Linked DNA regions of Homo sapiens: region 2 is linked to region 1. A link is an interaction called in ENCODE POLR2A ChIA-PET data of the cell type or tissue named here. Cell type or tissue: endothelial cell of umbilical vein. All regions are shown on one strand. Each heading gives the region's core, and the rest is flanking DNA. Links, peaks and the distances in the headings are about the cores only. Region 1 overlaps LOC124901750 (a long non-coding RNA gene). Region 2 overlaps CALD1 (caldesmon 1).

The links. ChIA-PET counts read pairs that join two places held together with the same protein. Peaks named below come from ENCODE experiments on the same cell type or tissue, not always from the same donor. Only the 100,000 strongest peaks of a DNase experiment are listed, where the experiment ranks them.
Region 2: POLR2A ChIA-PET joins it to region 1 with 8 read pairs; 5 of 35 experiments call an interaction of 5 or more read pairs at or near these places.

What each region holds. Positions count from the first base shown.
Region 1 is chr7:134,717,201-134,722,579 of GRCh38, reverse strand. All of the region lies in intron 1 of LOC124901750 (a long non-coding RNA gene), which reads left to right. It also overlaps a transcript of CALD1 not described here. Among named protein-coding and RNA genes, the nearest start is that of CALD1, 60 kb to the left of the region's middle. In endothelial cell of umbilical vein, for the core only: no CTCF peak of the experiment used is centred there; a DNase peak (open chromatin) is centred at 2,209; H3K27ac peaks cover 1,522 bases.
Region 2 is chr7:134,788,970-134,794,348 of GRCh38, reverse strand. All of the region lies in intron 1 of CALD1 (caldesmon 1), which reads right to left. The region is part of intron 1 of LOC124901750 (a long non-coding RNA gene); the gene reads left to right. Among named protein-coding and RNA genes, the nearest start is that of CALD1, 12 kb to the right of the region's middle. In endothelial cell of umbilical vein, for the core only: no CTCF peak of the experiment used is centred there; no DNase peak of the experiment used is centred there.

The DNA of each region.
Region 1 (5,379 bases), core at 312-5,311:
TGTGGTGGCATGCTCCTGTAATCCTAGCTACTCGGGGAGGCTGAGGCAGGAGAATCGCTTGAACCTGGGAGGCAGAGGGTGCAGTGAGCTGAGATTGTGCCACTGCACTCCAGCCTGGGCGACAGAGGAAGATTCCATCTCAGAAACAAACAAACAAACAAATAAATAAATAAATAAATAAATAAACAAAATCGAACTACTGCAGAATGCACAGCACAAAGTTGGAAAGATGAGAACACTAAAATCAAAAGATTAGAAGAAGAAGAAAAGAGAAAAGAGAATGGTGAAAGGGTAAGAGAGGAAAAAAGTGGCAAAGAGAAGAGAAACTTGGCCGGAGGAAAGGAACAATAGAAGAGAGGGAATCTGCTCCAAAGTCATCTTTGTGGCTATTGACTCCTGGTGAGCTTTAAATTTGAACACGACCTGTGAATAACCGGCAAGGTGTCTGTGCACAAATCATACAGTAAAGACTTCCACGTGTTAGGATCCAGCCATTCTAGGATATTCACTTAACTAGAATGTTTTAGCTGTGCTCTAGCTTTAAGAAAGAGAAAAACCATCAGAGGAAAAAGCTACAGTCAGGGAATGAAAAGAAAAACCCCACCATAGATCTTCAGGGTAGAGTCACACTTGCTTAGAGCCAAACGGAAACCCCATCACAAAGTATTGAGACTGCGTTCCATAAATTACACAGCACGAGCTACCCCACTACTATCAAGTCTTACCTATGTGATGAAAAATATTCTTCAAGTACTGACTCCAAATCTGATAGGATATTGTGGTTACCATATGTTGATCATTTACCAGTATTCCTACAGCAATAATGTTGCAAGGAATACCATCATCTCCATTGATGGAGATGGAGACACTACCGCCAAGAAGGGTGGAATAACTGGCCTGAGGTCACACAGCTAGTCACTGGGATTGGCTGTAGACCCCCTCGGTCTTTCCCCTAAACCACATCCACCCTTCACCCCCCCACCTCCCCTAAACACACACAGCCATGGGGTTGTATTTTTTGCTATAGTAGAACAGTAAACCCAGTAAACTGTTCTACTATAGCAGTAGAAACCAGCAGTAGAACAGTAGAAACTGTTCTACTATAGTAGAAACCCAGGAATTCTAAGTTTTTTAATCCACAAAGGCTGAAACAAAATCATGCCTTGTGCTCAATTCATAGAATTGCAGAATTCCAAGGCTGGCAGGACTCCAGGGTCATGAAGTACCCCATCCTTTTTTTTTTTTTTTTTGCAGATGACTTAAACCAGGCTCAGTGAGTTGAAAGGCCCAAAGTCACTGCAGTTAATCAGAAAATTAAATTAACTGAAAATCGCCGTTCTTGAAAATATCCTATTCCCAGGCATTTTCTTGCACCCCTAAGGGGAACATTCTTCTCTTCCAGAGGGCTGCTCCACTGCTCTTGCCACAACTGTGGGGGACACAGGGAGGCCACAGAGCCTCCTGTTCCAGCGGCCTATAGCGAATATCAGGAACAGCCCCAGGCTGTTGGGCTACAGGTAGGGAGAAGATTCAGAGGGTCTGTTAGGCAGACCACAGCTTTGCTAAGAAGTTACATGGCAAACACCAAATCACCAGTTCTCAACTCTTTGTTTGATGCTATTACTTTTATAATCTATGGTTCCCTTTAAATCTAGTGTAATATGACAAGCTTATAATTCAAAACACATTTGTACAAAATGTAAAATACACACTGTACAAGCCCATGAATATAAGACACAATGTTCCCTTCAGGCCTCCTACTGAAAGCAGACAACACTTCTTCAAATCATCTGACATTTCTTGTCTGCTAGCTTGAAGACCCTTCATTCCCCACTCTCTGTTGTTTTCCTATTGACCAACTGCTACATTTCATGTGGGTCCTCTTGCTCATGTATGAGTGCATGTTAAGCGTTTGTTTTCCTTTAGGACAGACATTCCCTGCTGTGTTTTTCCTGGATTTGGACTATTTTTACTATTTACTTTATGTTGCCATGGAGATGGGGAGATCACAGATGTTAAGCGTTGGAATCTGGGGCCACAGGAGACATTTATCATTGTACTTTGTATGAAGTAGGCTCTTGTTCCCCATTTCTGCAAAGCCTCATGTTTATTTTATAAAGAAGTTACTAATGAGGACTCAGGCCTAATAAATAATGGGAAACTCTGCTTCACCTCCATGGCACATGCTTATTACAACAGCGATCTTATTAGGAAGGAAGGTAGAGCTCCTGAACACACAGAGATTAGCAGCCGTCAGTTTTTTCCTCTGCAGGAAATAGAAGGATGCATCAGAACAAGGGGCCCATTCATCATTCTTTCCCAGCTCCTTGAAGAAGAGAAACTTTCCCAAATTATTTCAACTATGCTCTGCAAGGAAAAAAAAAAAAAAAAAAAAGAGGAGGGCTAACCAGAGTGCCACTGTCGTCACTAACAAATGTTTGCTGATTACTGGTGAACAAAGGGTGAGTCTGACTTCAGCAAAATACAGTGGGTGAAGTTTACAAAGGCTACATTCTAAAAAATACTAAACATAGGTGCTGAAAGCATACACGCTAACCAAAGCGGGGGTTAAGAAACCCAGCTTTTATTCTTTTGAAGGATCTGTGTAGCTCAAAGTACAACTGAGTTGAAACAGAGATACAAACAAGAAAACAAACACTCACTGCGGGCATCTTTGGCGATTGATGTGAACATTTCGGGGGCATCTTTGGTGATTGATGTGAACATTTCGGGATTTGAACATTTTGGCTTTTGAACAGGTAACTCTCAAAATTCATTCCCTTAAGACTCAACCAAGGTAACTTTTGGCTTCTGTCACCTTGTCCAAACCAGATTGGGGTCCTTAAAAGCTCTTTTTTGCACACACACAAGGCCGTTGACGTCCAAGCAAAACAAAATGGACAAACACATATCGGACAATGGCCATTGATGGGCCCAGCTACACTCTTCCTGTGCTTGGAGAAATCTCTCCTATCCCCCCTCGCAAACTACCGGTTTCTTTCCCTGGACGCTGTTCTCTGCCTGCTCTTTCTAGGAGACAATGATGACTGCCCCATTTCCCTGGACTCTAGCCCTTTGCCTGATTGGTACTTTATTTAGATTGGCTGTTTGGCTCTTCCTAGGCTTCACCCTGGGTGCTCTGCTACTTTTTACAGGTCTACACCAAGTTCCTCTGGCGAGCCTCATAACCCTGTTCTGCTCCCAACTCTTGTTGTAGGGACCCCAGCCCTCTATTTGCCCTGTAAAGTTATTTGGACATATTTTTTTATCCCTTTTTGTCTCTCCTCTTTCTATTTTTTTCTTCCTTATTTATTCTTCACTTCTCCCTTTCCTTCTTCTCTGAAGCTTAAATTTTCTCTTTAAACAATCATTTTTCCGTTCCCAGTGACCTTCATAATTTGGTCTGAAAGTTAATATTTCTGTAGCTAAAATGTTTTAAGAGGCAATAGTGGCAGAAAGAACATTGGACTAGCTTCAGACCTTAGTTCTAACATTTGTGAGCTGTAGGATATTGGGGAAAATAATGTCCTTATACCTCAGTTTCTTCATTTGCAAAATGGAGATAATACTCTATAGTGTACACAGTAGTCATGAGGCTAGCATGGGTGAGAACCACTGATAGGTTCCCAGTAAAAGGTAATTATTTCATTCAACTTGACTCAAAAATTTATTTGGCAAGTGTTATTCATCTAGGTATGACATCTAAGCAATAGTGACAATATTTTGGGGAAATAAAAACTCCAGAAACAGTTGTCAAGAACTGCTAAGGGTCTTAGATTTTACCCTTCTTGAAAACTAGCAACCAGTATAAGACATGAGACTTCTGGGTCAGAGACAAAGAATTTTATTATTCACAACAACAGCAGTAGCCAACGTCTTCTGATTGCAACAGAAATTTGTACAGTAATTTACTCTAATTTTAAAACAGCTGAGGCCAGGTTTTATGCATTTTTAATGCATAACAAGCCTTTTATAAATCATCTGTATTTTACTACTTGTCTCTGCTCCCATCTCAGATACATCATTATATGAAACATTTTTTTCCCATTAAATAAACACATGTATACAAATAAATATAAGTATGTAATTTATAGCAGTTGAGTTTAGTGATTAAAAACTCAGGTTCAGAAGTCAACCTGCCTCGGCTCAAATCCCAGCTTAACCACCACAGAGTGACCTTGGGCAAGCTATTTAACTTCTCTGTGCCTTTTTGTCATGTCTGTAAAATGGAGATAATAACAGTGTCTACTTCATAAGATTGATGAGTGGATAGAATGTTATAATCCATGTAAAGTGCTTATGACATCAAGCTTACAATAAATGGTAGCTATTATTAATAGTGTAAATTCACACAATCCTTTGGATTTCATCTTCTTTCCCAAGAGGAGGATTTAAAAAAATGTTTTCAATCTAGAACTTAGGGTTTCAGAATAAATCCACAGGCACTTATAAAAAAACTGCTCTCCCATTTTTCTTCTCTTACCATGAACCAACTTTAGATTGATTCTGTGTTTAAAAACAAAAGGGAAAAAGAAAAATAGGTACCAAATGAAAATTCTACCTTCTGGAAGCATTCACATAGTTAGTATTGTTTTTTTTCCATGACAAGAAGAATGTTCTTTTATCTAGAAACCATCTATATTGCTAGCATTTTCTCTTTGTTTTAGCTGTAGTCCAAGCAAGTTATTTACTAAGAAGCTAAAAATCGGAAATATATGTCTCCATATTTATGTTTTCTTAGTCATTTGTTTTTTAATTCTTGAAATCTCCAAAGGCAATTGGCACACACAAAAAAATCCTGGGGCTTAAGGAAAATGTTTACCAATCCATTAAACATATACAAGCCCTGGTTATAATAATTGTGCCTTCTTTCAAGTGGAGCTGGCAGGGCCTTCCCTATCATGGAGTCAAACTCCTCACTTTGACTTTATGGACCCGGAGCCTGAGCACAGGGAGGCGGGCGAATGCTCCAGTCTGAGCAGCCAAGTGCAGCTGGATTCCAGTGCTTTCTCTGCATCACACCATTCCTTCTGCCTGGCCACCTTCTATCCCCTTATTTTCCTTCATTCTCAGGATCAAAGCAGGTACATTTAGTTGGTATTGCATGAAATGCGATGTGTTGAATGAAACTGAAATGTGTTCCGATTTCATTCCTGGTGCTTTCTTGGCCATTGTAAGCAAGGTACCAAGGTCACTCTGCTTTTCCAATTGGGCTTTTTCAGCTTATTAAAACTACAGTGGTCCTTTGGGTGGTGACACCATTATGTATGGCACTGTTATGGCAGATACATGACATTATACATTTGTCAAAACACATAGACCTATGCAACACAGAATGAACCCTACCCTAAACCATGGATTTTAGTTCATAATAGCATT
Region 2 (5,379 bases), core at 326-5,325, 72 kb before region 1:
CTTTCATCATTTTTCAACTCTAGTGTACATAGGTACACCTATAGGAAATGCATCCCGTGCGAGCCTAGACACATACACAGAACATGCCTCCGTAACAGTAACAGGCATGGCTGCTTGCGTGGTGTAGGGATTGTTCTAGTCTCTGGGTAGAGGTGCTGAAGGGGTGAACAGTCCACTCAGGGCTCATCTGAGACCCAAAGCAGCTTGTAACATTTGGTGGCTTATTTTGAAGTGTGTGTGTATGTGCTCAGCTGTGCCTTGATTTGTTTCAGAAATGCAGGGACTATGTCCTGCATGTATCATGGCAGACAGGCATGGCCTCTGTGAGCTGCAGTCCAGTCTGTACCCAAAAGAAGGAAATCAAGGGAGAAGAAGAATTGAAGTGGTGAGACAAGATAGAGAGCAGAGTAGAGTAAAGTGAAGGAATGAGGAGGAGATAAAAGAAGACAGAAATACAAGAACACATAAAGCTTCTTGGGGTTGAAATAAAAAAGAAGGACCAGAACATAAAAGGTTTAAAAAAAAAAAATGGTACATAAATGGAGGGAGTGGTTGATAGGTGAAGAGAGATTTGTGGAAAGCAGAAAACCACACCATGGATAGAATAAGCATCCACTCCACACTGGGACAGTCCCACTTCGGGACTGCATTTTAGGGAAATTATTAACTGCCCCTTCTTTCCCTCTTCAACGTGTCCCAGTTTGACGATAAATGGTATAGTCATCCTGTCTATAGACTACCCCTGGCCTAAGACAGAGAAGCCATGAGCAGGACCAAAGCTGGGAAATGGGCACCAAGAAGAGCTTTAGGAAAGGGACAAAAAAGGGACAAAAAGGCTAAAATAAAATACCTTAAAAATAGAACATGGAAAATGCAGACAAGACACAATGTATGGGCGCTTGAAACCAACTAGAGCAAAGACAGATAAAGTGAGGAGGACTGTTGAGAGAAAAAGTATAAAAATTTAAGGATAGATAGAGAGGAGAGAGAGGAAAATAAAGACAAGAGACAAATGATTCAGAGCGCAAATATGTGTAGGCTTCAAATATTTTTCCTTGTGTCTGGGGATTTGTGGTTGTGATCAGCATATATAAAAATGACGGAAAAGGGCCACCCTCTTTGGGCCCTGTGCAGGCATGCACAAGGTCCCTCTGTGGCTGCCTCCCTGGCCCGGCCAGCTGCCCTGAAGCTGCTCCCCTCTCAGCGCCTGCCTCCCTGGCTTGCAGGCTGCCCTGGCCAAGCCTTCCCACTGAGCCCCGTCCTTGGCTCCTAAAGGCCTCATACCAGATGGTCTGCCGCCGTGGTTTCATAGCTGTCCACAGATAGGCCACAGTATGTGAAGCTGTACTTCAGTGCGTCATTTCGAAAACCTCTTTTGACTTTTAATGGGATCAGAATTTCATATTGAGAAAGGCAGAAAGTAAATGTCAAAGGCAAATTCAAAAGGCCAAGGGATTTCTAGCAAAGCATTCCCTTAGACCCAGTGGAAAGATAGAATACCAGCAGCAGTAGGGTCTTTGGCACTTGAGCTTCAGAAAATGTGCCATATGGATTTCTACCACCATTGTGAGTTGGGACATACTATGGGTTGAATTGTATCTCCCCCGAGTATTCATATGTTGAAGCAGTCCTAACCCCTAAGACCTCAGAATGTGACCTTATTTGGAGATAGGGTCTTTACAGAGGTAATCAAGTTAAAATGAGGTCATTAAGTTGGCCCCTAATCCAATACAACTGGTGTCTTTATAAGAAGAGGAGGCTAGGCTCAGTGGCTCACTCCTGTAATCCCAGCACTTTGGGAGGCCAAGGCAGGCAGATCACCTGACAGCAGGAGTTCGAGACCAGCCTGCCCAACATGGCAAAACCTTGTCTCTACTAAAAATACAAAAAAATTAGCCTGGCATGGTGGCGAGCACCTGTAATCCCAGCTACTCGGGAGGCCAAGGCAGGAGAATTGCTTGAACCTGGGAGATGGAGGTTGCAGTGAGTCGAGATGGCACTACTGCTCTCCAGCCTGGGCAATAAGAGCGAAACTCCATCTCAAAAAAAAAAAAAAAAAAAAGAAGAGGAAATTTGGATGCAGATACACGTTCAGAAAGAATGCCTTGTGAACACAAAGATAACCATCTACAAGTGAAACAGAGAGGGCTGGAACAGAGACTTCCCTCACAGCCCTTGAAGGAACCAACCCTGCTGACACCTTGATCTTGGACTTCTAACCTCCATCCAGAAATAAATTTGTTTGTGCATTTTGTTGTGGCATCAGATATGGTTTGGCTGTGTCCCCACCCAAATCTCACCTTGAATTGTAATAATCCCATGTGTCAAGGGCAGGGCCAGGTGGAGATAACTGAATCACGGCGGCAGTTGCCCCCATACTATTCTCGTGGTAGTGAATAAGTCTCAGGAAATCTGATGGCTTTATAAATGGGAGTTCCCCTGCACAAGCTCTCTTGCCTGTCACCATGTAATTTGTGACTTTGCTCCTCATTCGCCTTCCGCCATGATTGTGAGGCCTCCCCAATCATGTGGAACTGTGAGTCCATTAAACCTCTTTCTTTATAAATTACCCAGTCTCGGGTATGCCTAATAAACTAGTACTCCAGATGCAATCTGGTCCAAGATGATAGTTAGGAGAAGATGACCAGACTATTTACAGGTTTTTTTGTTTTTTGTTTTTTGTTTTTCATTTCCCTGGGGACACTAAGTGATGCCTCTTCGGATTATCTGAAAATGTGGGCACTCTGTATGGCAAGATGGAACTGGCTGTCTTTAAGGAAATAGTTTCAACTGTTCATGCCTCTGTTTCTCCCTTCATAAAGTTGGTTACTGAGCCTGCATTCTAAAGTGCCTGTTGTGGCCGGGCATGGTCCCTGTAATCCCAGCACTTTGAGAGGCCAAAGTGGGCAGATCACTTGAGGTCAGGAGTTCGAGACCAGCCTGGCCAACATAGTGAAACCCCGTCTCTACTAAAAATACAAAAAATTAACTGGGCATGGTGGCGTGTGCCTATAATCCCAGCTACTCAGGAGGCTGAGGTGAAAGAATCGCTTGAACCCAGGAGGCAGAGGTTGCAGTGAGCCGAGATCGTGCCACTGCACTCCAGCCTGGGTGACAGAACAAAACTTCATCTCAAAAAACAAACAAACAAATAAAGTGCCCATTGTGTCTGAGTCTTAAGGCAAAGAGTGACCCCGTGAATATTCTTAGCTTTGGACAAGAAGGTCAAACTTAAATGTAAAGTCTTCTTAATAAGTAGTATTTCTGATTTTATTTCTTAATAAGTAGTATCTCACCTGGGAAGGTGAGTGGACACTAATTTCTTTTGTAAATCAATGGACAGAGAAATACAGTCCTTGACTTTCTACCTGACCCACACAGAAGCAGCTCTGTCTTGGCCTTTTGAATACCTTTTGGATATGTTGGCCTTTTGAATACCTGAACTGATCCTCTGCCTTTTCTTAAAATTTGACATAATCAAACACCAAAACAGCTTGAAGTATTTGTACGAGTAGTTGAATCCTTTAGTGCCTAATGTCAGGGAAAATCTCCCGTTGAGTCAGGGAGAAGGATGGAAACTGCTTGTTAAACTATCTCTGGTACCAGGAAAAGAAAACACAAAACTACTTCTCTGGCTTTCTTTCTTTCTTTTTTTAATTTAATTTAACTGCTCTAGGTCTAGATCCTCATCTTGTCTAACTCTAACTTGAGCAACCTCTCCAGTCAATAGTGAAAGCAATGGTGTTTAGCTCTGTTTCCTTATATGGCAGGGAATGACAATGTGCTTGTCTAGTTGAACTGCAGTATGGCTCCCTGACAAATTATAATGACTGGTTACGGAAACCTCCTGCTCTGGTTTCCATCGCTTTCTTGGGGGAAGACACAGAGCAGATAGCTGTAGAGAATTGGAGAGGGTTGGAGTTAGGGAGGAGCTTTGAACAGCTCTGGCATTTTCCAGCAGTGTGACTTTGGGCAAGTTATTTGATTTACTTTACTGCTCTGAGAGAGCAGTCCTCAACCAGAACAGTGCCTGTCACATAGCTAGTATGCCAGCAAGGTAGCTGAATGAGCTAGCTTATCTTCTCAACCATCCTTAACCTGTGAGGACTTCAGATAACTATCAATCCATTGCTCTTCAGTCTCTCTCCCAAGTTCAGTACTTTTTCTCCAGATAAATTCCAATTTCCTTCTCCCCTCCCTCCTCTTCCCCCTTTTCCCTTCCTCCCTCTCTGTCCTCTCCTTTCTCTCTCTCTCTCTCTCTCTCTCCTTATTTCTTTTTCTCTTTTCCTCTCCCTCCCTCTTTTCTTACTCCCTCTCATTCCAGGTCTAAAACACTGAAAACCTGCAAAACAACCCAATCTCAGGAATAATACAACTCTTTAGCTATACTAGATAAAATGATTTAAAATGTTAAAGGCAGCATAGATTTGTTGATAAGGGCAAGCAGGTAAACCTTCTGGTTGGAAAGGACAGTGGAAGTTGTCTGCTTCTGTAGAGCAGCGAGGTTCGTGCTTCAGAGACAGAAATATCTATTTAGAAAGTCTGTAAGCTGATCTGAAATAGGACTTCCTAGAACTTGTATCTATTGGTCCTAGTCTTACCTCCTGGAGACCCCAAATGTAGAAGCAGTGAGCCCTTTTTAATCTGTCTACAGGATGGCCTAGAGGAGGCAACAGGGGACAGTGTGTGGCTAAGCCCCACGCTAACAGGTAGCCTCCACAGGAAATCACAGCCAATAGCTGACCATTTGTAATTGAGTGTCTATCATGTACGTGCAAAGCAGTTTCAAGATATTACTTCTAGTAGTTGTGACAACTACAAAGTGGAGGAGAAATCATCCCCATTTTGTAAGTGAAAAAAGTGGTAAATTTGAGATTCAAACTCAAGTTCTCCTGACTCCAAAGTTTGTTCTCAAATAGATCTCAATTCTTTCTAGAGCCACATACAAAAGAGGAGTCTCAGTGACGTGGAGTAACTAGCAAGAGGCAGCATAGCACAGTGGTAAAGAAGGTGGGCAGTGCCTCCAGATTATCCCGGGTTTAGATCCTGACCCAGCTACTTACTAGCTGTGGGACCTTAGCTATATTACTTAATCTAATCGTAACTCAGTTTCTTCATCTGTAAAATTAGCTGTTATGAAGATAACTTATTTTATTTTTACCTAATAAAAATCTACATGCTACTTAGCATGTGCCAGGCACTGTTCTAAACACTGAACAATGATACAATTCATGAGGAATCAATGAGCTCCAACATGAACACTGGCTTCAGGTATTTTTAAAGTAGAAATTGTAGACTTTTTTTTTTTTTTTTTTTTACTTTTTGTTTTTTTCTGAGACAGGGTCTCACTGTGTCACCCAGGGTGGAGTGCAGTGGTAC